5 separate regions of the Mus musculus genome follow, and all the other regions are linked to region 1. A link is a loop called in an ENCODE intact Hi-C map of the cell type or tissue named here. Cell type or tissue: heart. All regions are shown on one strand. Links, peaks and the distances in the headings refer to the core of each region. The heading gives the core; the rest is flanking DNA.

The links. Peaks named below come from ENCODE experiments on the same cell type or tissue, not always from the same donor. Only the 100,000 strongest peaks of a DNase experiment are listed, where the experiment ranks them.
Region 2: it touches region 1 in a loop (2.8-fold over the local background); 13 of 42 quality-filtered maps call a loop at or near these places.
Region 3: a loop joins it to region 1, with 6 times the contacts of the local background. A loop is called at or near these places in 14 of 42 quality-filtered maps.
Region 4: a loop joins it to region 1, with 2.9 times the contacts of the local background. A loop is called at or near these places in 7 of 42 quality-filtered maps.
Region 5: it touches region 1 in a loop (3-fold over the local background); 14 of 42 quality-filtered maps call a loop at or near these places.

What each region holds. Positions count from the first base shown.
Region 1 is chr10:42,274,215-42,280,069 of GRCm38, forward strand. It overlaps Foxo3 (forkhead box O3), which reads right to left and starts at 2,481. Exons shown (of 4, transcript NM_001376967.1): 1 at 2,312-2,481; 2 at 602-1,331. The coding sequence starts at 1,219. Gm38485 (a long non-coding RNA gene) reads right to left here and starts at 595. Exons shown (of 2, transcript XR_380269.1): 1 at 1-595. In heart, for the core only: CTCF peaks have their summits at 1,748 and 3,440; DNase peaks (open chromatin) are centred at 1,387, 2,537, 3,537, 3,957 and 1 weaker place; H3K4me3 peaks cover 4,234 bases; H3K27ac peaks cover 4,283 bases.
Region 2 is chr10:41,827,821-41,833,675 of GRCm38, forward strand. The region is part of intron 1 of Sesn1 (sestrin 1); the gene reads left to right. Among named protein-coding and RNA genes, the nearest start is that of Sesn1, 20 kb to the left of the region's middle. In heart, for the core only: a CTCF peak has its summit at 3,242 (motif pointing right); a DNase peak (open chromatin) is centred at 3,231; H3K27ac peaks cover 615 bases.
Region 3 is chr10:42,028,828-42,034,682 of GRCm38, forward strand. It overlaps 1700016J18Rik (a long non-coding RNA gene), which reads left to right. Exons shown (of 3, transcript XR_871596.3): 3 at 170-283. Among named protein-coding and RNA genes, the nearest start is that of Gm51798, 12 kb to the right of the region's middle. In heart, for the core only: CTCF peaks have their summits at 830 and 2,386 (motif pointing right); a DNase peak (open chromatin) is centred at 2,364; H3K4me3 peaks cover 647 bases; H3K27ac peaks cover 757 bases; H3K27me3 peaks cover 1,712 bases.
Region 4 is chr10:41,885,892-41,891,746 of GRCm38, forward strand. All of the region lies in intron 1 of Sesn1 (sestrin 1), which reads left to right. Among named protein-coding and RNA genes, the nearest start is that of Gm33058, 70 kb to the right of the region's middle. In heart, for the core only: CTCF peaks have their summits at 1,617, 1,874 and 2,690; DNase peaks (open chromatin) are centred at 1,450 and 3,870; H3K4me3 peaks cover 2,061 bases; H3K27ac peaks cover 1,298 bases.
Region 5 is chr10:41,977,482-41,983,336 of GRCm38, forward strand. Armc2 (armadillo repeat containing 2) reads right to left here. Exons shown (of 18, transcript NM_001034858.3): 6 at 3,040-3,116. Among named protein-coding and RNA genes, the nearest start is that of Gm33058, 22 kb to the left of the region's middle. In heart, for the core only: a CTCF peak has its summit at 3,412 (motif pointing right); a DNase peak (open chromatin) is centred at 3,460.

The DNA of each region.
Region 1 (5,855 bases), core at 534-5,533:
GCAGGCTTGCTGAAGTGACGTCTCTCAAGAGCAAAGGTGTGTGAGGAAAGGCGTGAGAGCCGGCCAGGGAACAGTCTGCAATCATTGCTTTTTCTAATGGGATCGATTTGCCTGTTGGTGTCAACACCCACAAGCACAAGTTGGACCCAAAGATCCTCAGTTTGCTAGTATCATGCTCCTGCCACTGCCTTGAACGCTGTCCCAAACACTCCCCCACACACGCCTTCCCTCCACCCACAATGTCCTCGGTGCATCCCACTTCCACCTCCTGTATTCCAAAGTTGGCCGCGGAGCTACCTCCTCCCCGCAGCCGAGGTAAGCCAGCACATACAAATGTCTTGGTCCTTCCTCCTTAGTGTCCCTTGCCCACAGCCTACTCATCTGGGCATGCCCAAAACTTGCCCAGGACCCTCCCTTCCCACTTTGAGGCCATCCCCAGGCTTCCCTCCTATAGGAGTGAAAAGAATCCCCCACCCCAAAGGCTCACAGCGAAGCTCCTCTGCCAGCCCTCTCTGGACGGCCGCAAACCGACCGCTTCGATACGCGCTTGGCGCTGCGAAGGCCTGGCAGGTCCGACCACCAGCCCCTGATAGGCACGCACCTTCCAGCCCGCAGAGCTGTTGCTGTCGCCCTTATCCTTGAAGTAGGGCACACAGCGCACCATCCACTCGTAGATCTGGGACAAAGTGAGCCGTTTGTCCGGGGAGCTCTCGATGGCGCGGGTGATCAGGTCGGCATAGGACAGGTTCCCCCAGGCATTCCGCCGCGAGGAGCATTTCCTTGGTTGCCCAGAGCCCCCAGCCGCCCCCGGCTGCGGCTGTGGCAGTGGCTGCTGAGGCTGCAGCTGCGTCGGCGTGCCCCCACTCAGAGCGCCTGCGGCGGACGCTGGCCCCGACCCGAGGTCCTGCCCTCCTGGAGCCAGCAGCATGGCCGAATCCTCGAGGAGCAGCCCGGAACCCAGCGTGCTGCTCACGCCGCCACCGATCACCATGGCCGAGCTGGCTCGGCCGCCGCCGTCCTCGTCGTCTTCATCGTCGTCCTCCTCGGGGATCATGGAGTCTGCGGCCGTCTCCCCCGAGGGCTTGGCCGGGCTCGCCTGCAGCTCCGGCCTCTGCAGGGGCCACGTACAGGAGCGTGGCCGACTCTGTGGCTCGAACTCTGGGTCCAGCTCCACTTCGAGCGGAGAGAGCGGGACCGGGGAGGCTGGTGCCTCTGCCATCTTCGCCGCCTGCCCGCCGCCCGCGGCTTGGGCTCTTGCTCTCTCCTCTCGAGCCCAGGCTGGGTGCGGCGGGGGAGGAACGGGGCACCGCGAAGGTTCGAGCTCCAGCTACCTAGGGAAGCGCGAAGAGAGAGTTGGTTATCCTGTGTTGGAGCCTAGTCCGCGGAGACTCCTCGCCCGCGGCCGCCACCTAGAACGGATAGACCTGGGGACGTGCGTCCCGCGAACCTGGCGCAGCAGACGCCGCCCCCTGGCCTGGCCGCCCGGGAGACGCGAGCGAATCGACGGCCCCGCGCGGGGCAGCCCCCTCCCCCGCTGCCGTCGCCAGAACCGCAGGTCTCTCCCGGACTAGATGGCGGGGCGGAGGGGGGAGGGGCGTCCCGGGGGAGGGGTGGCCGCGCCATTAAGTGTGGGCGGCCTCCGGACCCCAACAGCTCCGCAGTGGTCGGAGGGCGAGCGTGCGTGCGTGCGTTTGTTTATGTTTGGCTCTGGCTCGCTCAAGTGCCTCCCGCGGAGGCGCAGGGCAAGTCAGCAGAGTCCTGGGCTCTTCTCCCGCTCCCCAGCCCTGCGATCCCCCCCACCCCTCCCAGGCGAGAGGCCCCCTAGGGCTGGCGCGGGCAACTCCCGTCTTTTCCTCTCCGCCCGCGGACCAGCAGGGAGAGCGTGGGGGTCTGGGTGCAGACCTGCCAAGATCACTTCCAACAAGAGAGAGAGAGAGAGAGGGCCGACCCCGCAGGACTAAGAAGATCTGAGATGTATTTTCTTGGGGACGTGGGGCCCTCCGCCCCCTTCCAGGTCAGAAACGGGAAGGAGGAAGCAAGTGGGAACATAAATCTTCCAACAGGTCGGGAAGCGCCAAATCTCTCGGACTGCATGAAAACCCGGACCAGCACCGTTCATCACCTCCTTGCTCCCGCTGCTGCCATCTTGACAGTTCCCCCTTCCCTCAAGTCCTTTAAAGACACTAGCGGGAGAGAAGGGGGGGAGCACACCGAGTCACGGGGAGGGAAAGGGAAGCGCCTGGCCCAGCTCGGAAACAGATCCGGAGTCACTGGAAAGGCGGCCGCCCCGTTGCAAAGCTCCGGCGCCTACCTCGGCTCCTTCCCTTCAGGAACGAGGCGGGAGGGCGTACGATTCCGCGCGAGCCCAGGGCACCGCGACGAGGGGACTCTCGGGCCGCCGCCGCAGCCCGCCGGAGGAACCGCCTGTCAGCCTGTGCTGCGCCGCCGCCTTCCACATTCCTCCTCCTCCCTTCCACGAGCAGGGCGGCCGCGGCAGCAGCACAAAGTTATAGCCACTCACAGGGAGCCTCAACCTAGGATGACGGCGGGGCGGGTCCCCGCCCAGGGGGAGGGCTGGGGCGGGGGCCGGGAGGGCTGCTGTGCGTGCGTGTGGGAGTGCGCGTGTGTGCGCCCTCGCGCCTGCGCGGGGCTGCGGGAATGGGGGCGGGCGCGCGCGGGTCGGGACTCGGCCGGCTCCGCAGCCCTCCCGGTTGGGGTCCCGCGCTCTCCTGGGGACCTCAGCGGCCACGCTGGCCCGGGACGGGAGGCCAGGTCAGACAACACACCACTGCGCGCCGCCCCGCGCTCTCAGCCTTGGGCCCTGCGTTTGGCTCGTGGGCCCGTGGCCTGCCCGTGGGTGCGTGGGGTCGGAGCCCGCCCCAGTATCGGGTTCCTTATTAGAACCTGACACCAGGGAACACCCGGGTTAAGCCGGCAGCCGCAGGTGACAAGGGTTACCTGGGCGTGGAAACACTGGCCGGCGAAGATCGCGCCGAAAGGTGTGTCACTGGACCCTCACCTGGGACACCCGGCGACAGTCGTGCTTCGCTTTTCACGGATTTTAAGGCTAAGTGGGAAAAGTGCAACTCAGGAAGAAAAGTGCAGTGCGCCCCAGTCCTGAACGCAGGAGCAGAAGATAGCTAACTGGAAGCGGGCAACAGTTTTCTTATGCTAAAGCAGCTGATTACGTGCTTGACTTTTCTAAGTCTATAGACTTCAGATCGCACCTTCACAATCCCTTATCCCACGATCCGTGCCTCCCGGCCGTACTGTGTGCTTTTCTGCGCCACACGCGACATGCATACCAAAAGTCTACCATGCATTCTGGTTCATACGTATCTTTCCAAACAAAACCCTCTCGGTCTCTGCAGCTAAAGTCTGGGCTCCGCAACAACCCAATACCCCAAAAGAGCCAGCCTAAAAGAGCCTGCAGAGGCCGCCCACCCCGGAACTCCGGCCTCCAGGCTTTACGCGTGATCCGTCACTCAAGTGACGTGAGGCCCCCGCCCCTGCACCAAGCTAGTTCGACGCGTACAAACAGATGATGTCATTGTCTCTACACGCGCGTGACCCCGGAGCCCTGCGCCGCATCGCCATTCGCTGCGCGGCTTCCTCGTCAAGCCACGCCGAGCGCTGACTGGCCGCCGCCGCCAGTCTCTGGGCTCCAGACGCCTCTCGCTCCTCTTCGCCCCCGCCCCCAGCAAATAATAAACAATCGAGTAAAATTGCAAGGACAGAGGGGAGGGAGAGCGAAGGCGCGCTGAGTGGCAGCCTTCGCCGCGCAGACAGCGGGAGGACTAGAGGAGGACTGTGCAGGGAGGAGGGAAAGGAGGTAGGGAGCGGATCTGAGCCGCACGCTCTATCAGGGCGAGAAACTTTGAGAACCTCGGCGAGGCCAGCTTGCTAGCACGGCGGGCTCTAGGACCCCAGGGCCCTGGCGAGACGGGAGGGGCGGAGCCTGGTTGCGCAAAGCCCGTGGGCGGAGCCCGGCGGCACGTGCGGGAGGAGGGGGCGCGTTGCACGGGCTCGCCCGGGACGCGCAGCCCCGGCGGCTGGCGCGCTTGTTTACCAGCACACGTGTGTGTTATTTTTGAGATGGAATGTGGGGCTGGCTGAACGGCTGGCGCGTGGGGCCGCCCGCGTCGGCGGAGGGACGCGGCGAGGCCCGCGCTGCCGCGGCCTCCCCGGGCGCTGTTTGCAAGGAAGCCAGGCTGGCCCGTAACCCGCTTCCCGCATAGCCCAGAAGTCCGGACCACGCATCTGGACGGCGAGATTCTCGCGCTGCCCAAGCAGCTGCAGAGACCAAGGGCGCAGACCGAGAAACGCTGCCTCCTTTGCGTGCTCTTGGGGCTCCTGCCTTCACCAGAACAAAGCAACTGCTTTAGATACACACCGGTGCACACACCTGGACCACAAGGTGGACACTTAACACCCTGCGTGGTCTGTGACCTTGCTACAAATATCCCCAGTCCTTTGGTGCAGGTTTTCGGGCTGCATGGCTCGGCCCATTTACGAATAAATATATTTCCATCACCTCGGCTTGTCTTCGGAAAGTGGAGCTGAAGAAAGGAATTCTGCCTTTTAGGGTTGCTATGCTACCTTAGGACCCGCCTCTGTCCTTTCCAGTCTGATCCACTAAATAAGCCCAGAACTTGATTTTGATTTACAGCCTGGCAATATAGATGGTGATGTGGGGTCACAAATTCAGCTTCGATTGCCTGTGCCTCAAATGAGTGGGGATTTGTGCAGAGAGGTTAGGGTTTATTACCTGGAATCTGGTGTTAGGCTCTGTGCCCAGATCCAGAAGGCCAGCTCACTGATACTTTGCAATGTGCAACGCAAACGCCAAAGACTTCACTCACTGTTTTTAAAACACCAAATATATATATATATATGTATATATGTACATATATATATACCATATACATATATGCGTGTATACATATATATGTCTAGATACACGTGTGTATATATAAATATATGTGTGTACATATATATGTATACATATATGTGTATATATATACATCTATATATGTATACGAGTGTGTGTGTGCTATGAAAGAAATCCATATATCTGTAAGTCTAAGCAGTTCGTCCCATTTGAGTACAGTGTATCCTAAGAGCATGCAGAAATTTGGGACTTTAGAAGAGTTTGTGGATTCACTGAGAGCATTCTGACCCTGAAGGTAGGGACAGATAGTGGGTGTTGGCCCAGTCGAATGCCTGCATTATCTTTAAGGTAGACTTCTTTTTTTATTGTTAAGACTGGGTGGGTCTCATGTAATCTAGGCTGCCCTTGAACTATGTAACTAAAGTCAGCCTTGAATTTCTGACCTTACCTCCTGAGTGGAGATGACAGATATGTGGCACCATGTCCAGCTAAAGTTTAAAAAAAAAAATCATCAAAACTTCCCCCACCTCTTACTGACAACGTTTTATATGTATTTTTTTTCCTTTGAATGATTTAAGGTGGTGATTATCCATTTTTATGTAATCCAGGTACTAAAGGAACAATATTTTAAAACTTTAACTTGAGTAAGGTGAATAAAAGCTGCAACGGGGCTAGGAAGGGGTACAGGCTCAGCCTCCTTAGGAACCACTGTGGTAAACTTAGCACAGTGCTCCCTGTAGGCAGGCGGTGGTGCTCCACTCCAACCCCACAGCCAAAATCCTTGGTGCTCAGCATGCTGCACACCAGAAAGTGCTTCCTTCCTTTTCTTCTGAGTTGGCTTCTGTTTTCCCAACAAATATGTGACCCAGCTAAAAAGGAGAGAGCTCCCAACCGGAAGGCATATGGCTGCTCCCCAGCCCTGCCCTCTCTTCTCTCAGCAAACGGGTCATAGTGGGATTTCTTC
Region 2 (5,855 bases), core at 222-5,221, 450 kb before region 1:
CATGCACTTGGGCATTATGCTAAAGATGGAGGTAGGAGACCTGCTCAGATGCCCTATACCTGCGGATGTTGAAGAAGGTACAGCAGCCCCTGGGTAGGAGACAGTGACTTTGTCTCTGACCTGATAAGGACCTAATCTTACAAAGGAAGTGTCACTTGTACCAAATGCAGAAGTAGCATCCAGGCTTGGGTGGTAACTGGAGACCCGGTCATAGCCAAGCGCAACACCCTCACTCACTAGCTGCAGTCCCTCTGGCGAGTTTGAAGAGCTTTAACAACTCAATTTAACCTACTGATCCAGAATGCTTTTGGTGGTTGGAAACCACACATATTTGTTATCTTGAGATTTCTATGGCATGGCTTAGCTGGACCTCTCCTTGAAGGTCTTTTATGGTACTGCAGCTAAGATCTCAAATTAGCAAAAGCTATAATCTTGTGTGAAGGCTCAGGAGAGTATGGTCTGCTTCCATGTGCACATAATTGCTGTTAGGATTTTGTTCCTTGAGAACTGATATAGAGAGGGTCTCAATTATGGAATTGGCCAGGGACTACCATGTGGGCCTCTCCGATTGTTTCATCAGGAAATACGTGAGAAGAGCTAGAGACTATCAGCAAAATACAAGTTACAGTTTTTCACAACATAATCTGGAAGGAGACAAAGCTTCACTTTAGTCATAATCTTTTCACTCAAAGCTGTTGCTGAGGTCCAGCCCTTGCTCAAGGTCAGCAGATTACTGAAGGGCAAATGGCATGGGAAGAATACCGTAAGGCAGGATCAGTGGGAGGCAGTCTGAAAGTAGCCTACTGTAACAACCTCTCCTGGGACTAGGGCATGGGAGGAAGGGCTCTCCCTCCATGCTGTGGAGAAAGCTACAGTTGACCGTACGTGTGTGGAGAGGAGTTAATGAAGAGCGTAATATCAAAGGGTTAGTATGGTACTGATCTGACTCCTCCCACACTTGTAAGCAATCTCCAGATAAAGAATTTTCTGCCATCTTCACCAGTGGATGCTGAACTCAGGCCCTATCTCCTCCTTTGCTAGGGTCCACCAAGACTCAGGAGGAGAGGTCTACCTGCCTCTGGTATCATCTTCCTCTTCCTCATTGCCTCCCTACACACATTGCTCTCCTTCATGCCTGTGTAGTTCAGGGAAACTTCCCAGTCTGCTCTTGGCCAAAGGGCAGGAAATGGCAGATGTCTTTCTGTCACCATTTGGTGGCTATATAATGAGATACACATCAAGTCTCACCTGTAGTGAAAATGAATGAAAAACTCTCAGACTTTTATAAGCATCCTCAAGTTAAAAAAAAAAAAAAAGAATGGGGTTGAATATTTTACCAATCAGATTTCTGTAGTCAATAGACTTCTCAAATTGAAGCTGGTTGTGGTGGTCTGAATATGCTTGGCCTTTGGGAAGTAGCACTATTAGGAGATGTGGCCTTACTGGGAGAGGGCCTTGGTAGAGGAAATGTGTTACTGTGGAGGTGGGGCTTTGAGGTCCCACATACATGCTTAAGTCTGATCAGAGTGAGCCAGAGTCCTCTCCTGGCTGCCGTCGGATCAAGATGTAGCCTTCTCGGCTCCTCCTCCAGAACCATGCCTGTCTGCACACTGCCCTGCCCCCACCATGATGGTAATGCACTGAACCGCTAAAACTGTAAGCCAGTCCCAATTCAATATTTCTTTATGAGAGTTACCTTGGTAATGGTGTCTCTTCCCAACGATGAAACCCTAACTAAAACACTGCTGTGTATTACTATCAACTTAGTCATGTCTGAAAGGTGGAGGTAAAATAATTTCTTTATGCTATAAGCCCTAATCTTTATCATCTTTAGTTGTTTCAGAACCACCAGAAATTATTATATAATTGATAGAAATTTGAAAAATTTTATCCCACTACATATAATATGTTGAAGTAAGGGCCTTCCTTCAATTATAGAGAATACTAATTTTAATAAGAAACATTTTCTCATGTCATTTTTAGTATAGTCATCCCAATGGTTCAAAAATTAAACCATTTTCAAATTTATTTGCTGTTTATAAATTTTAATTGGTATTTTTGAGACAAACATGGGCTGGTCTAGAAGTTACTATGTAGCCCAGGCTGACCTTAAACTTGAACTTACAACAGTCCTCCTGCATCAGCCTCCCAAGTGCTGGAATTATAACTATGAACCATCAAACCTAGCTTTGTACAGTACTAGGCAGCCACTTAAGGAATTCTGAGCAAGGACTGTTCCACCAAGCTGCACTCCATTTGTTTGTTTGTGACAAGGCCTCATGTAGCCCGGGCTTGCCTTAAGCTCACTACATAGCTGACGATGACCTTGAACTCCTTATACTCCTGCTTTCACTTCCCACATGCTGGGATTACAAGTACCACCATTCCCACCTCCCAATTTTTAAATTTGAATCTGAAGCAAAGTCTTGCAAAGTTGCCCAGGCTGACCTTGAACTTTTGATCTTCCTGCCTCAGCATGTACCTACAATGTAAACCTAAGTTTACAACAATAACAGAACAACTACTTGTTGTAATTAAAGCTATATGGATGTGTTTTTCCTCTCTTCTAATGTCTTCTAGAACTCTCCCTTTTTGAGATTTCAGATGGTACTACCAGTGAGTATTCAGAAGATGCTAACAATACTAGTGATAAGGTGCCTGAGCTGAACAAGTTGGGTGTTTTGACATTATGGGCTCCTGGGTATGCACTACTTCACTGCGAGCCTTACATTGGAGCCAGCAGCTGTTATGAAAACTGAGGTGGCCACTAAAAAGATACTGAGTGGGTAGTGTATGTGGCATGTGGCATGCACACTCTGGAAAAGAGTAAATCACAGGCCTGGCAGCATGGTATGAGATCACTTCTCAGAATAGCACGTGATTTAAAATTTACGCATTGTTGATTCTGGATATGGCTGACCATGACTAGCGATTATAAAGCCATAGAAAGAGAAGCCAAGGATACAAGGGGAATGCTGTGCACCAGATTCTATTCACAGAATGATTCTGCAGGAAGTAGAACTTTAGGGTACTCGGAAGTAAGTTTTCTCTAGTATGGTACATATGTATGCGCGCATGTACTAGCGTCTAAAGCTGCAGATGTCTGATTTTCCTTATAGTTACCTTTCTTTTGAAGACTCTGGCCATTAATGACAGTTTTCCACTCACTTTACATTTTTGTGCCCGCCTGCCTCCTTGTTCACCAAGGACATTTCCTGAGTTCTCAGCAGTTAGCTGCTGTGAGCACTAGGTGGCACTCTGACTCAACTCAAGTCTAGTTTGTCATCAATTTTGATGCTGTAGGCCTCAAGAGAAGATGTGTGTACAACTTAAGAACATTTGTGTTTTCAGTTGTCTTCTTTTAGAGGGAGTCTGAAAGGAGAAAGGAGATAATTCCAAGTTTAAATATCCAAGCTTAACTGGTGATAGTATTGATCTCCTCTTTCACTTACTGTCTCAGACTGTTCCAGGTACCTGCACAGGTATCTGTGTGGAAGAGAGGTGGAGAAGACTGCTGACCTCAGAGCCCATAGTCTAGTTAACTCGCCCCCCCCCCCAGATGCTGTTCTTGGGCCTGTGGCATGCACTCGCTGCTTTTATCCAGTCACTCAACACAAGGAGCGTGAGCTGGAGAGGTAGATGATCTGACTAGACCATCCAGCTGGGCAGGTACACAGTTGGGCTCAACGCATATGTGCTCCTTGGAGAGTAGTTTCTGGGAAGATGAGAACATGAAACCAGTAAAGCAAACATTCTCTCCCCCATCCCTGTCTCTCGCTCTATGTATATATATGTGTGTGCACATGCACATCTGTCTGTCTGTCTGTCTGTGTGCACATGCGTATAGTGGTTGTGAGTGTGCTGACATGGGATCTGAGAATGGACCTCACATTCTCTGCAGAGAGTAGTGGGCAGTCTTAACTGCCCCAAACTGATTACCAAAGGAGACTTGTTCTTGTTTTCCAGGAAGCAAAGCCAAGACTTGTTCTGGGAGAGGCTACAGCTTAATGGTTCAAATTGAAGATTTTGGCTTTTTAGGATGTTGTGTGACCCATCAGTTACAGAGAAAACAGTGTATTCTTGCATGTACTTTTGGGGGAAAACCCAAGTGTATCAATTTTTCAAAGAGTACCCTCCATAAAAAAATTGAGAAGTTGGGTGTGGTGGTACATGCCCAACATCCTAACACTTGGGGGTGGGTACAGGAAGGAAGGTCAGAAGTTGAAGAGCATCCTGGGCCATTAGGTGAATTCAAGGCCAGCTTGGGCTACCTGAGACCTTGCCTCAGAACAGCAGCAGACCACCTGAGCTGCCACATGCACAGGACACTTACTTCCTGAAACTGTTAGAGAAGACTTTTTACAATTGAAATGTGAGAGCCTTAAGCCAGCAAAAGTACACTTTCGTGAGAAAGCACCAGCTTGCTGCTCTTGACGAGGATGCTCATTGCATGGGGCTGAACTTTTCTTAGCTAAGCAGCAGGTCTCCCAGGCATGCAGGTCACAGGCAGAAAGTTTCAGATTTGATTCCAGAATGTGGGACAGAGCTGAGCACAGCACAGCTGCAGCCTTGGTAATGTGAGACAGACAAATACGCCACGGTCCAGAGCTGCCCCTGCCAGACTGCTGTGCACACACACTGGCTCTTGCTAACGCTCTACGGGGCAAGCTAGTTAGTGCTCTAAGTTTTAGTTTGTTGATGTTTGTCTTGTTTGGGGAATTATTTTTTAAGTTAAAAAGGTTTTAATGTTTTGTTTTGTTTAGATTGGTTGTATTTGCTTTCTGGGCTTGTGTTTGTTTGTTTTTTCAAGACTGGTGGTTTTCTCTGTGTAGCCCTGGCTGTTATGGAACTTATTCTGTAGACCAAGCTGGCCTTGAACTCACAGAGATCTACTTGTCCCTGCCTCCCAAGTGCTGGGATTAAAGGTGTATACTACCACCACCTGGCAATCCAACTTTATTTTTTTTAACACACAGAAACATTATATATGCATCCACATATATAAACATTACATTGTGTTTCATATATGCATTATATTGTCTTTAAATCAACTTAAATATATATTTTTTCTCAAACATTATTTTTGGGAATTCTATAATTTTGTGCCTCTCTGCCAACCTATTCTCTTCTCCCAACCCCAAGCTTCTGTTTTACAGTCAGTAACATAAAGATAATAGCATATTGATCTTTGTAAGGCATTAGCCCTGTGCCTCCTTTTACTTTGTAACAGTTTTTAAAGAGGAGAAGAAGCAAGCAGGCATGAACTATAAAGCCAAGACTGGTACTCAGTTCTCTGAACCTCAGTCTCTCTCTATCTTGGCCAGGACTGCAGTTGTGTTCTTCCCTTCCTAATTCCATGCTGCTTGAGATTGTTATGTTTTTTAATTACTTGGGATTAATAGTGTATGCTCCATGAAGATTAAGACCTGTCTGTTCATTGCTTAGTCTCTTGTCTGACACTAGTGCATATAAGCAGGTGTGTGAATGAATGGATACATGTTAGCTATTATTATTACTACTTGACAGTTTGTACCTAGCTTCCTACCTATCTGCCAGGACCAGCTGGAGCTGCCTGTCTTTAAATGGGGTGAGCAAGCCAGGAGAGAAGGCCCCTTCTTAAGCAGGTGGCTGACCTCATCTTTTAAGGAAGGTTCTTTTATAAGCCTCTTTTCTTCAGATACAAGCAGTCTTTGTATTGACTAGGAGGGCACTGGAAATGCTGACTCTCAGCACTTCTACTAACATTTCTTAAAATTTCTAAACCAATTTTTAACTTTAATTCATGTTTACAGTTTGAGGAGTACCATGATGAACATTTAAAAATTCTGGAATTCCTAGGTGTAGTGGCTTGTGCC
Region 3 (5,855 bases), core at 501-5,500, 250 kb before region 1:
CTGTGTACCTTGCTGCTTCTGCATAGTGCTTTACACAGCCATTGTCAAATGGAGGGCCTCAGCTCCTCACCACACAGATGTGCACAGGTGCCCTCAGGGATAGGTGGAAGCCAGAGAAGGACACCCAATATCCTGACCTATAACCCTATGTTTTATTCTCTTGAGACAGGTCTCTCACTAAACCCCGGAGCTGGGTTGCTGGCCAGCGAGCAATCTCGAGTCACCTGCATCGCTGGCAGAAAGAGCTTTGATTCACTAAGCCATCTCAACCCTATCCCCACCCCACCCCCAAACAGCATTGAGACGTGGATGACTGTGGAAACTGATTGAACCAGAGGGGCGTGGCCTAATGCATTAGAGGGCAGTAACCCCAGGGCCTGCCTGTGCAGGCTCTCCTCAGCTCTTCTGAGAAGCATGTCTTCACTGCTATAGGCTAACCTCTCCTGAAATGGGGGTTGTATCATCAATAAACAGACAAGATAAGTCAGTGAACTTCCTGTCTTGTTGTTCCTTGGCTTTGAGACAGGCTCTCTCCATATAGCCCAGGCTGACCACTGTGTCTAACTTGTAGTTTTCCCGCCTCCACAAGCCGAGTGCTGCCTACATGCCTGCCTCACTACTCCTGACTGTACTCAGCATTACATTTACAGTTGCATTTATTTGTGCATTTATGTGCCAGTGTGTGTGTGTGTGTGTGTGTGTGTGTGTGTGTGTGTGTGTGTAGGGCACACTCGTGTGCTACAGTGGGCATGGGGAAGCCAGAGGACACCTCACAGGAGTCAATTCTCTGCTTGCACCACCCGGGGGCGTACTTAACATTGTCAGGAACCTGCAAACTGCTCTCCACAGCAGCCTACAGTTTACATTCTCATCAGTAAGCTACGGGTGCTCCGATTTACCACATTTGGACAGTTCTTCCTGTTGTCTGGTTTTGGTTATAGCCATCCTAGTGAGTGTAAGGAGAGATCTGAAGATGGCTTTAGTTTACATTTCCATTGGGATCAATGATACTGATTGAGTATCCTTTTATATGTATATCAGGGTGTGTGTGTGTGTGTGTGTGTGTGTGTGTGTGTGTGTGTGTATCTTGGAGAAATGCTAACCCAAGTGCTTTGATAGTTTAAAGGTTGTTTGTTTGCTTTTTCATTATTGAGAAATGAAGACTATTATTTTGGACGTTAGACCCTTCCTACAGATTGTGCAGCTATCTTCTCCAAACTGAAGCATTCTGTTCTGGGGAGAGGAAGGGGAAAACTCGAAGGCTTAGAAAGCTCAGGAACATTACAGGAAGCTCAGAAAGCTACTAGCCTCACACACAATCCCTCCCACAGCAATTGCCCTGGAGCGGAGCCTTTTTGGTGTTGCTGCCTACAAACTGGGCTACAGGCTCTTGGATGTGGCTTACATGCACTGCTAGCTGGGGTAGGAGACTTTGGGTGATGGAACTGGTCACCCATGCTTCTGCCAATAACCGTAATAAACTCATTTGTTCAGCAAGTAAGACTTTGGGGGAGTGGTTTCCTTACTTCTCCTTGGTGCCCCAACTGTAGTGAACAGACATTTGGTCACACCTCCTGAGGAATATTCACACAACATCCCGTGTGGAATTGGCAGAGTCTCCCATTCTATTGGGTTTTGGGAGGTAGGGGCAGAGGTTGTTTGTTTTTGAGACAGGGTTTCTCTGGGCAGCTCTGGCTGGCCTCGAACTCACTCTGTAGAGCAGGCTGGCCTCAAACTTGGAGATCCACCTGCCTCTGCCTCCCAAGTGCTGGGATTTGCTCAGACTGTTGTCTGAGTTGCCACCCTGCTCATTCCCTAGTGGTTATTTTCACTTTCTTGATAAAATCCTTCAATGTTACAGGTTCTTAGATTTGTTAGGGTCTAATTTACCCCAGCCCCTGTGTATTGCTTCTGCGTTTGATCCCAGACCCAAGACCCCATTTCATTAAGGTCATGATGCTTTCCTCCTGTGTTCTTCTAAAAGTTTTATTGGTTTAGCTCTTGACATAAGCTATTGATCTATTTTGAGTTTCCTCTTACATGTGGTGTAATAACTAAGCTTCATTCTTTGGCTTGGTCTATCTCGTCTGGACTGTTGAAAAGAGGAGAAATATTTTTTGAGGCAGTGGTATACTGTGGTCACCTAAATGATGCAGGGCCTGGGGAACCAGCGTGGTTTTCAGGGTCTCAGTGTGTAAGCTACTGGAGAGTGGAGCAGGGTGGACTGCTGTGGCCAGCTGAGGAGACAAATCACTCCCTCTCGGCTGGAGCAGCGTCAGCAGGCACCCGGACTCCCATGAGCGGCTGGAGTAGAGAGGAGAGATGGCTCTTGATAGCGCCAAGGTCAAACTTTGCTGAGGCAGCAGCAGTGGTGAGCCAAGGCCACCAGAGGGCACAGCAGAGGTGGTACCCAGTGGGAACACATGAAATGGCCTCTTGGGGTCACGTGGCAGCCAGAGAAGCTGCTCGGAGGCTAGGAGGGAAAGGGCATGGAGCCAGGTGGCGGTGGCGGTTCGGAGCCCCACGGAGGTAGATCATTACGGTGGCAGGTCGGAGCCCCACGAGCCGGGTCTTTACGGTGGCAGTGGCAGGTCGGAGCCCCAGACCATTGCCGAGAGTCATTGCTTGTCCTCTACCACAAGGAATGAGTTACAGTTCCCTTCCCTTTTCAAAATGCAGCTCAAAAGAGCGCGTTCTGTCTTCAGGGCCCCAGCTCTCTGTGAGAAACTCTGCACCAGACTTGAAAATTAAGCTGTGTTTGCCAAACATAGTTTTTGAATGACTGCTTTTTAAGGTCACTGATCATATATGCAGCAGAGAAAATATAGGAAGAAAGAGGGATCATTGACTTAAAACTTGTGGGGAAGGGAGTCCCGAAAAGCTAATAGGCTTCTGTAATAGTCACCTGTTTCAAAATTTTCAGATGTCAGGGCAACAGCTCATCCTTACTTTCACACAATTCCTGGGCATTTTTCATTATGCAGTAAGCGTAAGATTTGAAATTAAGTTTCCAGATGAAGGAAGAGATCCCCACCCTAAGGCCTTCCTGTCACATAACTAAGACAACTGAGGACAATAACCCCCCTGAAAGGGTTAATTCTGCAAAACAAAACAGCCCCCCCAAACCCCCAAAGAAAAAACAACAAAAAAAGAAAACAAAAACAAACAAACAAACAAAAATGAACCCCAGAGAAAACCACGAGGTGCTTTTTGGAACATTCCTGATAACGCACACATCTGTATTACACTCTCAACCCCATGGGCCTGGTGCCATCTCTGAATAGCAGAGAAACACTGAGCCAATGCCTGACAGGATCGTTCAGAGCCAGAACCCCAGGAAAGCCCCAATAATAACTAAAATCTACAAAAGGAAACAGCGGTAAGGCCCATTGCCCTTTTATTAAAGATGCTATTTCAAACCTGCCCCACTGCTGAAATCGGGGGGGGGGGGGGGGCGCTGATCTGGCAGCGGCAGCAACCACACGGTGGTATCAGGTGGTATCAGCCCGAGGGAGATACATTTATAGGCATCAACAACCTAAAAGAAGGATGCTCTAAAAGTGGTTTGAAAGAAGGACACTTTGGACCCGTTAAACACAACACAAATGTTACAATGTGTGTAAGCCAGCGGCCTCTGCATGTCTAGTGAGGGTGGTGGCCTAAGCGGAGTACAGCAGCGTATCCATCCACTTTATGAACTGAGTCAGGTAAATGATACAGCGGTCAAGGGTACCTGCCAGTAGCTTTGTTGAGGCAGGAGAGGAGAATCACAATGAAGTTTTTCCTTCTGTTCTTTAAAACATTGTTAAGGTTGCTATTTTTTCTGTTGCAGGGAGGGGACATTCCCTTTTAGTTACCTGTAAAAGGATACAAACTCCAATGCACTGGGCATTTCGTATTGAAAACTTTCAAATTTAAGTTTAGTCACACTGGTCTGGAATTCCCCTACCCCGCCTTCCAACCCCATTCCCCTCATGCAATATTAAATGACCTGGTCCACGTCTGGAGATACATCTAACAACAAAATGATATTAAATTACATCTATCATGGGGTATAGGCTCTTTGGGTGCCAAGGTCTTCGGTGGAAATGCTTGCGGAGAGAGTAGGGCGGGTTTCCAGAGAAAGGGTGCTTGAGCACGGGAAGGGAAGCTGAGTTTGGCCCCAGGGAAGAACTCCCCAGACCTGCCTTATTCTGTCTCCACCAGTGGTACTCTGCGATGTACTGTGGAGAGCTCACATCCTTGGCATTTTGTCACGTCACACGTCTGGTCCTCTGCGTCAGAGACACAATGCTTTGCGTACCCGGTTTCATTTCGCCTTGCAGAACTTCCGGTGGCGAGCAAGAGTCTCTCTAGTTGGAACCAGAAGGAGATTTGTTTAGGGACAAATCCCCTAGTTTTGACTCCCCTAAGAGTCTAGAAAACGGGCTCGATGGTCGCTTAAAGCAGAACTGTACGCAAACTGCCCAACTTGAGCACACCACTGTTTACAAGGTAGATGCAGTGCGCATGTCAGCACTCACTTGTGCAGACCCTCGCTCTCTCTACATTGCTCTTCCACGTTCGCCAGAGTATCTGGCCTAGCACCCAAGGCTTCACTTTGGCTGGGTTTTGTGGCTCGCTAGTGAAGTCCAGTTGACCCACCTATACACTAATCATGCCTGCCATCGACTTGGAAGGTTCTAAAACTTTTGTGTTGCTGTCTCTTGTGAGCAAGACTCATACAAGGTGGCAAAGTCCTCAAATGTTGAGAACCACAAATGTGACAAATGTCAATTATCTCCCAATAGAACCTCATCCAGCTTGGTCCAGTTCACAGTTTGTGGCCATGAGCTTGCAGGGAGGCTGGTTTTATTCCTAGCCATCTTGATTCAATCAGCTCTGGAAATCCCCCTTTCCTTGATGGCAATTCATGAAAGAGGCTCGAAGCCCGACTGCGACCAATGAGTCATGAGGACACATCACTGAGGGATTTCCTGGAAAAGTTTCTTAGTTATTACAAAGAGACCTAAGACACACAATAATTGATTTGTTCTGCCTCTGAGTGGTAGTGTTCAGGGACTTGAAGCCTGGAGCTGGGCAGGCAGCTATTTGACTGACTAGGGTATAGTGGCAGAGCAGAAAGATGAACTGCAGTTATTCTTTTTGACACAGAGTCTCTCTACATAGCCCTGGCTGTCCTTGAACTTGAGCTATGTAGACCCCAACTGGCTCAAGCTCATAGAGCGTCACTTGCCCCTGCTTCCTGAGCATTGAACTGAGGCATGAACCACCACGCCTGGCTGACCTGGGTACTGATGGCATCACTTGTCCACTCTGTCAGCCTGTGCCCATCCCACCTAGGCGTTATTTGTGAGAATTAAAAGATCTCTGAGTTTCCTGGTACTTGCAAGTGAAAACACACTCTGCTTACTCTTGGTCCAGTAGTGCAAAGAAAAGGGTGATAGGAACAGAGAGCAGGGCATCTCCTTGGGCCAGAGAAGACACACCTTCATTATAAATGAAAATAAAATGGAGGGGAATAGAGCCACATGCAGAAAGACCTTCTGAGGAGCTGTCCCTCTCAGATGCCCCCCTCCCCCCGGAAACTGTTTTCCCTCTATTTCAGCTTCTAGTTTTCTCTGGGAATGTCCCTTCCTTCCACCAGGTTCATGGTTGGAAACAATACTCCCTTTCCCTGACAAGGCTGGCAGCCTGTGCTAGCTGATAGTTCTTGCCACCCTGGAGCAGACAGGTCAGGGCCAGCAAGATTGCCCACTAGATAAAGGGGTTTGCTGCCAAACCTGACCATCTGAGTTCCACTCCAGGACTCAGAGAACTGACTCTTGCCAGTTGCCTTCTATCCTCCACATGAA
Region 4 (5,855 bases), core at 501-5,500, 390 kb before region 1:
AATTTTCATAGCTTTACTCGTTTTAAAACTAGCTTTTATAAATTTCAACCCCACATATCAAGTAAATTCATTTCTCTAAGTTACTCATTTCCTGCCAGTTCATTCAAGAGAGGTAGCTTAATGGATCTGTATTGTTTGTTTATGGCTAAATAGAGATTTGATTGTATCATTTATTTTTGTGGCTCTTCAGCAAAAGAGAGCTTAGACCTGGCCTCCTCTTTTTATTAACTAAGCAGCTTGCTTTTCTTAGTTAAAAAAGAAAGAAAAGTTTGGGGGGAGGGCTTTAAAAAGTTGCAACAATTGATCTTACCTGCAGGAGAAAAAGAAAGAGTAACGATTTTTTAACATGTGACTTTCAAAATATGAAGATTCAAGAGCTGAAAGTGTAACAGTCTTCTTTGACACATTGTAACCTCACCTCCCAAGACTGAAACTTTTTTTCTCTTGAAGCCCTAGTTGTGTCTGTCAGTGTTTAGTCATTTAAGCTCCATATATTTCCTTTTTTGAGTGTGTTCCAACTTTTTCTTTTCTTAACCTGAACATGTAAACTTTTGAAAACACAAGCATAGAAAAAAGAGATCTAATTTAACAAGGTTTTTGTTGTTTTGGTTTGTTTTTTGTTGTTGTTTGTTTTTGGGTTTTTCAAGACAGGGTTTCTCTGTATAGCCCTGGCTGACAGGAACTCACTTTGTAGACCAGGCTGGCCTCGGATTCGGAAATCCGCCTGCCTCTGCCTCCCGAGTGCTGGGATTAAAGGCGTGCGCCACCACGTCTGGCACAAGGTTTGTTTTATTTTCTCTGAAGAAATCAATAAAGCTACCAAAGGAAGGAAATAGTATTGGCACAAGATTTAGATTCTGGACCTAAAAATGTCAATGATTTATGTCTTAAACTCAGTTTTTCCAAGTTACTTGTTCGATTTCGCAGAGGGTTTTATTTGTAACACAGGTATCTGTGAGGGAATATTAGATGTTGTAATGCCATTGGATATAGTTGTTGAGGAAAGACAATTGGGAGACCTGGTGCCAAGGAAAATATTTATAGTTTCTACATCGCTTGCCAAGAATAAATTTCACATTGCATATAGACCATGGTCTCCTGCTTCTGCAGCCCACTCTGCCTCATTTGGGCATCAAAAAGGAAAAAGGTTCGATAGCTTGTACAGTGTAAGGATTTCTCCTGGTATTGCCAGGGCCCGGCTAGGTGACGTTGCTGACTGCCTATGGGTAAATGCCCGGCCCTAGCCCAGGAGATGGGAAACTAGGTTGCCTTTCCCTGAGTCCCGGGATGCACATTGCATCTTCCAGCCAGGGTTCCACCCAGCGAGCCTGTTCCCAAACTGAGTGTCAGCTTCAGGCTGGGCGCTTGGCCTTCAAGCTTGTTTTTGCTGGCCTGGTCCGCACGCTCCCCCAACCCCAGCGCCAAGGGGTGGGGCTACGAGTCCCCGCGGGCCGGCATTGGCGGGCGCGCCCGCCGGGCAGTGGAGTGACGGGCGTGGGGCGGGGCCTCGCGTCTTGTTTGTCGGAGCCGCCCGCCCCGCCCCCGCCGGGTGCTGACTGAAGCGCTGCAGCGACAGATCGCGGCCGCAGCCGTCCCTTCGACATGCGCCTGGCCGCCGCGTCGAACGAGGCGTACGCAGCCTCGCTGGCTGTCTCCGAGCTGCTGAGCTGCCACCAGTGCGGCGGGGACCGCGGCCAGGACGAGGTACTGGGCAGGCGAGGGCTGAGGGCGGTGGGGCTGAGCACCGCCGACACTAGCTCGCACCGGTAGCTTCGCAAACGCCCCCGAGGGCTGCGCGGCCTGGGCGAAGGAAGGGACTGCACCCCAAGATCACCTAAGGGGAGGTGTTGGAACAGAATAAGGACTGCTGTGCCCTGCCGGTGCGCACAAGTCAGAGCAGCAGAGCTGAAGTCTCAGGGCAAACAGCCTGTGGATTTCCCCCCGGCGTTCGGTCATAACTGATTGTTCAGTCACCCTTCCCTCGCCGACGTTCATTTAGAACCACATTTGAGTCGGTTAAATGGAATTTAAAAACAAAAACAAAAACAAAAAAAAAAAAACGCCGTCAAGACCTGTGCTGCTCATCGCAGCTCTTGCCCTTGTTTATTAAGCCATCCCTGCTGTGCCTGAATAGGCCTGCAGAACTATTTGAGATGGTGTGTGTGTGTGTTTTTAATGGTGCAAATAGGATGATGTTTTAAAATTGCTAAAAGTTGAACATTCAAAGGCTTTGAATCTAAAAGGATGAGAGTCAATACTGAAATTGGAATTGAAATCATATGTTGGGTTGTCTTAGTTCAAGAAGTCTAAATGTGAATAATTTCCTTGTTACTCTGCCCATTAAAATGACACAGGCCAGTTTTTTTTAATAGCCAATTAATCGGTGCACTATGTATAGTCATGAAAATGTAAACGACTCCATAAAGGGATTCTAGCTGTTAATGTTCATGGATATACTGCATGCTGGTTGTTTACACATACCAAAAACAACCTTCAGAAATAAATTTTTAAAGCTCAGTGGTAGTCTGCTATGTGAAAGGCTCTGGGTTCTATACTCAGTGTCAATAAATAAACCATAAACCATTGCTCTGGAAGCTTAAAGTGTGGAAGTGTTGAGTTAGCATTTATGGTTTGTGTATGCAGGCCACCCTAGATCCATCTGCTCCCATTCTTAGAAACGAACCCTAGTGGTCATGGCTGAACAGCTCTTATTGCTGACAGCGTTTTTGTGCAATATCCTCAGCTCAGACTTAGAATTTCCAAAGATCCACAGTAGCTTGTACATTGATTATGATAGTGCCTGTGAAATTGTATTCAACAAACTAGAAAGCTTTGCATAGCTGTATTTCACTTTAATACACTTAGCATGTAAAATAAACTAGGGACTGGTGTATCATGGGAAACTAGTCACTTTACAAAGGAAGCATTGGCACAGTTCTCAAGTAGCACGTTTCCAAAAATTGTTCTCCTCCTCCTCCCCATCTAACTCAGGGTTATGTACATGCTAGGTAACTCTGTACCACCGAACATGTCTCCAACCCAGTTGTAGGACTTTGAAGTCAGGAAGTTTTTCTTTTTCTAAACCATGGTCCATGGAGCACACACACACAAAGAGGTACCTAACTTCCCGTGTTTTTAAATAGCTTAGCAGTGTTAATGACAGAAGAAATTTAGTACATTTTTGCTGTAGTTTAAAAAATCTACATATAAACAACACTTCTAGCTCCTCAATTCTTCTGAAATACTTTGAATGTTAAAACATCCACATAATTCTAGATAGACAAGGACTCTCCCGGAAGGGGAGAGTGGGTTAGGACTTTCACTTTTTATAAAACATTTTGCTTTCTTTGCCTTGTTGAAATGCACTTTTGCCGGGCAGTAGTAGCACACATCTTTAATCCCAGCACTTGGGCAGGTAGATTTCTGAGTTCCAGGACAGCCAGGGCTACACAGAGAAACCCTGTCTCAAACACACACACACACACACACACACACACACACACACACACATACACAAAACCAAAAAGGAAGAAAGAAAGAGAGAAAGAAAGAAAGAAATGCACTTTCTACTTGTGTAACTTTAAAAAAAAAGATTGACATCAGTGTTATAAGATATAGTCTTAAATATCTAGATGGGCTTTTTTTAATGCATCAAGTAGACAAAGAAAAAACATGCTTCAAATAGTTTACTGATTTTCACCTAATTTTTCAAGTAGGTAGATTGACACCTCATAGAAAGTCTTTAATCTGTAGCCAGTCAATCATTCTTAAGGAGGCTGATGAAGGTCGTCGGAACATAAGCAAAGCATGTGATTAGACAGGGCTTTGGTCCACAAGCACTGTTCACACGGTGGCACAGGACGTACTGTTTCTGTGTGCTGTCAACGCCACTCAGAATGTCCATCTTCTGAGGATTAATCAGTATTGTTGTACATTGGTGAGGAAGCAGGTGCTGGTGTGGGCATGGCTTTCAGATATTGGTGTTAGTATTGTTGAGGGGTGGGGAGTCCTAGTTCTCATGTTAGCTTTTCCAGCCATGTCTTCACAGAGAACCTGTGAGGTTTATGCTGATTGCCATCTGCATCTGAGTTCAACAAGAACTTTTATTCTTGGCAGGTCTGCCTCCTAGAATCTGGATTGTAAGATTTGCTCAGAGTCTAATTGAATTCTCACAACTACAGAAGGGAAAATAGTTAAAGTAACCTACATAGGAAGTTAGAAAATGCATTCAGTTTGACTTGGGCTCTCACACTAATAAAGCATTAAAGACATTGGCTTCTTTTTCATAAAGATTATAAAAGACATATACATTTTGTAGATTTCAATATCATAAATCATATGTTCCTTTTTTGTAAATACTAGTACTTAAAACAGTACTCGGTTCCTAGCATGCTATGTCAGCTGCTATTGCTGCTCTTAATTTTTTATTACCATTATTAGCTCTATATGGGTTTGTTTGTTTTTCTTTTTTTTTTTTTTTTTGCCCCTTTATATCAGTTAAGGAATAAGCAGAAAACTAAAAAGCAGTTTCATTCTCAGACTGCACACCCCCAAGAGCTTTGTAAACTCTTCTGTAGGTATCATGAGGTAGATGTAGATGTGGTACTGTTGCTGCTGTATCTCCCTCATCTTCTCTTTACACCTTACTTACACATTAGACCTGCCCAGTTAAGAGTTTAAATGCTCTCATGGGAATTACAAACTTGCTAACAGAAGTCCTTATTTTGGCCCAAACCTCCTTTCCTACTCTGTTCTTTTTCTCTCAGGAGATGGTGCATGGAAATACTTGGCCATGCTTGGGATCAACCCTAGGGCCTTGCACATGCAGGGACAGCTCTCTCCACTGAGCTGGCCATCATTCCAGTGTGTGCTATACTTTGGGACTCTTCCAAGGTGAGGAGTCTTTATGCAAGCTTTAGTAAGAACAGGTAGGTCCTGTAAGAAAACTGTCATCTGTTGACTTTCTCAGAGGTCAGTCTGTGTGTGCTGGGTGGCTGGATAGAGCTACTCACTGTCCTGTCTGTACCTGGTCTGAGGTAAATTGGGATACACACTCAGCTCATCAGGAACACCCCATATAACTAGCCTTTTGTTTTTTGATTGACATAAAATTAATTAGAAAAGGTCACGGCCCTTATATCTGTCATGTACCTAATCTATTAGCTAAAAGAGAGAGTCTGTCAACTTTTAAGCCTAGCCTTTAAGTAAGGAGAGTAAATTCACTTGATTCTAGAATAGAGTAACCAGAATAATATAATTCAACCTGTTCGTTTTGAAGGTCATATGGATGTCAATTTGGTGTCATTTAAAGAAATACTACCCAGATATTTCAAGCAGTAACAAACACATGTACACGCGTGTTGTGTCTTCCTTTCTCTACGCCCCCACCCCAGCATATGTTCTGCTTTGTTCTCTTGAGGACCACAGCTTTGTTGATCATGTTGAACTTTTCAAACAGTCCTCCATTGATTAGCAATTAGGTTGTTTATCAGAATCAATAGTGTAGTGGTTTACCTTTATGTGTGAGTACAAAATGTGAGTCTGTCTGTAGGTTCCCACCTATGGTCTTTGTAGTTAATGCAGTGCGTTGTTGTTGCTTTGGGAGTTGAGCATGGTTTCGGTCATTCTCACTTCCTTTTCTTGGAAGTGTCTCTGACCCTTTGCAGTCTTTCAAGTTCTCTGTTCATCTTTGACTGTGTACCCTTCCCCTCATGCCAGTCTGTTTGGTTACCAGATTTATCCGTCGTTTTTGACTTCCAGGTTTTGTAGCATTATTGGTTCTTTTCACTCCACAAGCATTTGGTAGGACTATTGTTTGTTTTGTTTTCTTCATGTTTAACTCTGATTTATTGTGG
Region 5 (5,855 bases), core at 378-5,377, 300 kb before region 1:
AGGTGTGGTGCAGGCTTCAGAAATGCCTGGATCTCAGAATGAAAGCAGTGTTCACAACAGGGACTTCGGAGCACCACCCTCCAGCGTAACACGTGAACGCTCACACTAGAGGGGCCAACACTACAGCTCTGGTCGGATCTGCCATTGCCACTAGAGCTATTTCAACGTTTGGGATGTTGAGGTTTTCAGAATGGCAGACAAAAGACTGTAGACCATCATCTCTGCTTTTTGGATTTTTGAGTGTGCTTGAACTGGATAAAACATGCACATGGGGCTGGAGAGATGGCTCAGCGGTTAAGAGCCCTGACTGCTCTTCCAGAGGTCCTGAGTTCAGTTCCCAGCAACCACATGGTGGCTCACAAGCATCTGCTATGGGATCCGATGCCCTCTTCTGGTGTGTCTGAAGAGAGCAACCATGTACTCACATTAAACAAACAAAACAAACAAGCATGTAATTCTAAAAGTAAATACAAATAGCCACGCAGTATAAGAAGACCGCCGCTCATAGTCCTAGGTAATTAATCCACTTAGAGGCCAAAGGATATGAACAGACTCAGTATTGAAGAAGGCAAACAAAAAGCCAGAAGTTGTTAAGTCAACAACAGTCAATTTCCTTGACATATATAGGAAACACTTAAATTTGCTAGAAAGCAGGTTGGGGAGATGGCTCGGTGGGTAAGGCACCTGCTGCTGCAAGCTTCAGGACCCAGGCTTGGATCCCCAGCACATATAAAAGAAGCCAGGCATGGTGCTGTAACCCCAGAGCAGAGGAGCAGAAACAGGCAGATCCTGCGAGCTCACTGACCAGCTCAGTGTGGCCAGAATGTGGCTCCATGTCCAACGAGAGACCATCTCAAAAAATATGGTAAAGGGTTCGAGAAAAAGACTCTGACATTGAGCTGTGGCATCATCTATTGGAGTAGGAACCTGCTCTAACACATCAAAACCCCAAATTACTAGAAATTCAGGCTTTAAATCCATGTGGTCTTAAAAAAAAAACAAAAAACCAAAACGAAACCCCTACACAGTGTGCTTTTCAATGTAAAGCTGAGCGATCAACTAGTTCCCCAGGAAGAGTGAAATCAGTCAACATGCTCCCCCCAGGAAGAAATGATTATCAAGATGAGTCAGAAATCACCCAAGTTTAGTTACCTCCAGACCCTTCTGAGACTTCTCAGACTCATTTTGAGAAGTTAGCTAAACACTGTGGTATAAGAATTTCTTCTCGGTCGTCTCCCAGGAATCCCCACTAATGTGGTTGTGTCTTGCTATGGCCTTGCTTCTGTATCCCCATGTGGTCCTCACTGCCCCCATCACCTCCATTCCATACCCTATCCCCAGTGAATTCTAGAAACTGAAGCATGTCTACAAACACACAGTGTGGCCCAGTCTTGGGGAACAACTTCAAATTTTAAAAAGGACTTTCATCTAGGTTCACTGCTTGCTAAATATAAAAATAATGATTCAACAGGAAAATTGGGTAAGTCAGGCAAGAAATACTGCCTGTTTTTGAAGATTCTGCTGTCTCCGTGGTTATAGCTGTTAACCACAGCTTTCAGCTTTGGACCCAACAGCTTGATACATTGTTAGCATTGGCTGGTGTTTTTAGCATGCAAACGTAAACCCCTTAGCAACAATGTTGTCTAGGGAATTGGAAGGCTTAGATTCTCCTGAGTTCTAGATACATTGCAGGTGACCACTAACTGTCTCCTTACTGGTGAGGGGCTAGTTTGAAGATAACATCTTTTACACGGTGCTAGATTGATATCATTTATCATCATTTTTTATTTTTGTTGAGACAAGGTCTTACTGTAGCTCAGAATGGCCTGCAATTCATAACCCTGTCTCTGTTTCCAAAATGTTCAGATTATAGATGTGTACTCATAGAGCCCGACATAAACTTTTGTGTGAAATGAAAAAAAAAAACTATGAAGAATATAACAGACACTGTCCTACCCTGAATAGTTTGGTTCAATGCTAATAATGTGCTACGTTTGTATCTTTTTATTTTAAAGACAACAACAACAACAAAAACCTTGAAGGCTTAAAACCTTCTTATGCCTGCCTTATCTAGATCCTTCCCCATGGGGGGGGGGGTCACCAGCCTTTGAAATGGGGGTGACAGCATGTTTGTTTTTCTAGGTGTGACACAGAGCTCCCTAACTCTTGTTTCCACAACTTAAGGTTTCACCTGCTGCTTGTGTTGTACAGTCAATGTTACAATGTTACAGTGTTACAATGTTACAGTGTTACAATGTTACAGTGGTATAGTGTAACAAATGTTCCCTGGCTCATTTTTCTCACTGCCTGACTTTGCACCATTTCTAACCATTGGTCTGTATTATTTCATATTTCCTCAGGCAGAATAAAGTCCCTAAAGGGCTTTCATAATATAGTTTCATTTAATGTAACAGACAGCTGTCCTACCCTGACTAGTTTGGTCCAATGTTAACAATGTGCCACATTTGTATCTTTTTCTTTATTTTAAAGACAAAAACAAAAAACAAAAAATCTTGAAGAATTAAAACCTTCTTCATTTAAGTGGGCAATGCTTTTGAACTTAAGTTTAGATTTACACTGATATTAAATCTGCACACAAACCCTCCAGATACCTTCAAGCTATAATTTCTGTGAGTTTCTGTCTACATTGAAGGCAGCAGACCTGGATACTGGTTTAAGACGGCAGTGAAAAATGAAAACTTAGAAAACAAATGGTTTCTGAGCAAGTTGGATCCAGTTCCTGAAGTTGTCGAACAGAGTTACTAAGGGCTCGGTGTGGCACTCTAGACTCTCCTTGACTTCCACCTAACATTTGTCTTTGAAAAACAAGTCACACTGTTTAACAGCACAAAGATCTTGAGAATGAAGGATGCTGAAGGCGGAGAGGCACACTCACCTGCTCTGGATGCTGAAGGCGGAGAGGCACACTCACCTGCTCTGGATGCTGAAGGAGGAGAGGCACTCTCACCTGCTCTGGATGCTGAAGGAGGAGAGGCACTCTCATCTGCTATGATGCTGAGGGCAGAGAGGCACACTCACCTGCCCTGGTTTCCTTCCTGCTCAGGTCTGAGCTGCTAGGGCACGAGGAGGCCCTGGCACGCCGTTTCCCAGGGTCCCTAGGAGGAAGAGCAATGGATGAGACACAGAAGTATTTTCATTTTTATAAACTGCAATTTGTTCATGTCAGGCTTGGAAGAAACTACAGAGACTAGTTTAAGAGATGGGTTTGGTGCCCATTTGTCTGCTGTCACCTGCCTTTGCCTCCTAAGATTTATCTGTGAGAACACAAGTCTGCTGGCTTAACAGTATGAAATATAACACTGGAAAGAACCAAAAATAAAAAATAAATTTAAAAATCCAAAATTGACTGGGGGGTGAGGTAGTAGTGGTAGTGGTGGTTGTTGTTAATGATATGGACCACAAGAGGCCGCTGTTACAACAAGAAACAGAGGAAGAAAACCAGCCAAGGGAAAGCCAGCTTGCTCTGTCCAAGGTCACATGAGCAGGGTCAGCTCTGGAATGCGGAGCTCGGGATTTTTCAACCCACTGTTCTTTCCACTGCACCACAGCACGTCCCATTCCCACTTTAAAACTCAAGTCAATTAATAGTCTCTAAAAATACTCTTAGAAATATTTTAAATGTTAAAAATAAAAAAGTAGACAGTGTATTTGGGCAGTCCTCAGATGAGAAGCGTACGAGTAGCCTGGCTAGCTATGGAGGCACTTGACTCTGCTGCCTGGCTTCCCCACTTACAGCTGACCTGAAGGTATTGCCTTTTAAAGATCTGTATAAATTCCCAAGGTCACTCAGGCTAAAATGGCAAGTCTGACACAATTTCTTTTTGATAATTCCACACACTGATTTTAATAATATTAACAACAATAATCTAAATAATAATAAATATATAAGTTATTATCATTTTGTTTTTGTTTTTGTTTTGTTTTTCAGACAGGGTTTCTATGTGTGGCCCTGCCTGTCCTGGAACTCACTCTGGAGGCCAGGCTGGCAGCAGACTCACAGAGATCCTCCTGCCTCTTCTCCTGAGTGCTTGCCCTTGGTCTTTACTCCACCACCACCCCCCTGCCCCAGATTTAGCCTCTTCACATAACTTTTAGTATTTTTTTTCCCTGTCAACATGTTTTTGGTTTTGTTTTTAAAGTCCAGATGTTTCTCTTTGTCATAAAATAGGGAAACTTGGTAGGACCAATTAAAACAAAAAGGCTCTAATTTTCTGAAACAACTGAATTTTTGCAGCAAGATGTTCCTAGCCAATAAAACAGAGAACATGAAGACAAATTCCCTCAAAGACAGAACAAAAGGACTCAATCCATGGAAAGATTGTCGAAGCAAGACTTCATGAGTTACACGAGAGCAGGGCAGTGGTGGCACACGCCTTTACTCCCAGCACTCAGGATGCAGAGGCAGGAGGATCTTTGAGTCCGAGGCCAGCCTGGTCTGCAAAGTGAGTTCCAGGACAGCCAGGGCTACACAGAGAAGCCCTGTCTTGAAAAACCCAAACCAAAACAACAACAACAAAAAGTTACATGAGACCCTATTTGAACAAAACCAACCCTACACCCTGCCCCCTCCCCCAGCGGATTCACACAGTTAATGGTTGATGGGAGAGGGGGAGAAATTGTCTTCTGTGATGTAGCAATGGGTAAGGCATCCAGACTCCTATAAACAAACCTTCATCCACACTTCTAGCCAACCCTAATGGAACTCACTGGGACACACACACACACACACACACACACACACACTCATGCACACTTACACGCACGTGCACACTCACATATGCTCAACAAGAGTGGGAGGGGGGACGAGAGAGGGTAATGGAGGTGAAACGAAAAAAAAATCCATCAGATACGGGCATGACAATTGTCATGGAACCCATTATTATCTGTAACTAATAGATGCAAATAACAGGGCTGTTGAGGTGGCTCAAGGTGAAACGGTGCTTGCCCTGCAAGCCTGGTGACCTAGGTTTGATTCCCAGAATGCACATAAAAGTGGAAGGGGAGAACCAACTGCACAAAGTTGTCCTCTGCCCACTAGATACTGTGGCAGGAGTACACATCTATCAGAACACACAAAATCCTAAAATTAAAACAAACAAACAAACAAACAAAACTTCAATGGGGTGGAAAGCAAGGAAGTTCCTATATTTTTAATTTCTAGATATAACCTGACATTTTTAAGATCAAGAGTTTCATTTCTGTGTGTGTACGCGTGTGTGCATACGTGCATACATGTGTGTGTACACACGTGCATACATGTGTGTGTGCACACATGCACATGCATATATGTGTGTGTGTCCCTTTAATAAACACTGAAATCTAACAAGACAGTTTTCAGCTCACAGACCCACCCCTGCCCCCACCCAGTGCCTGTCCACTCTCCCTGAGACATGGCCAGGGGTAAGGCTGCCTCCATGACACCTCATCTGTGCCACCTCCCTTCTAGAAAAGAATGAAAAGGACAATCGGTATGCACAGGCTTGGCAGTGTTGCTCCCCGAGGCTGCCAAGAAAAGATGGACTTGGGACCCACTGCCATCGTACACAGTCATCATGGTTTGGGGGACACTGAGTTCATATCCTAGGTCAACACTCACAGCCTGTGACCTCGGGAAGACTACCAGGCTTTGGTTTCCCCTCCTAAATCTACTGCAATGCTTCGGTTTCGGGTGTCAGCCAGCTCACTGAGGGGACTTGGCGAGTTGTCAGCACTAGTTCATTTCTTTTGAGCCCATAAGCACCTAGGGGAGCAAGCAGAGGTGGATATGGGCCCAGAAGATGTTTTTTCCAGTGAGGATAAAAATCTACCTTAACGGAAAAGTGCAAAAGACTTTG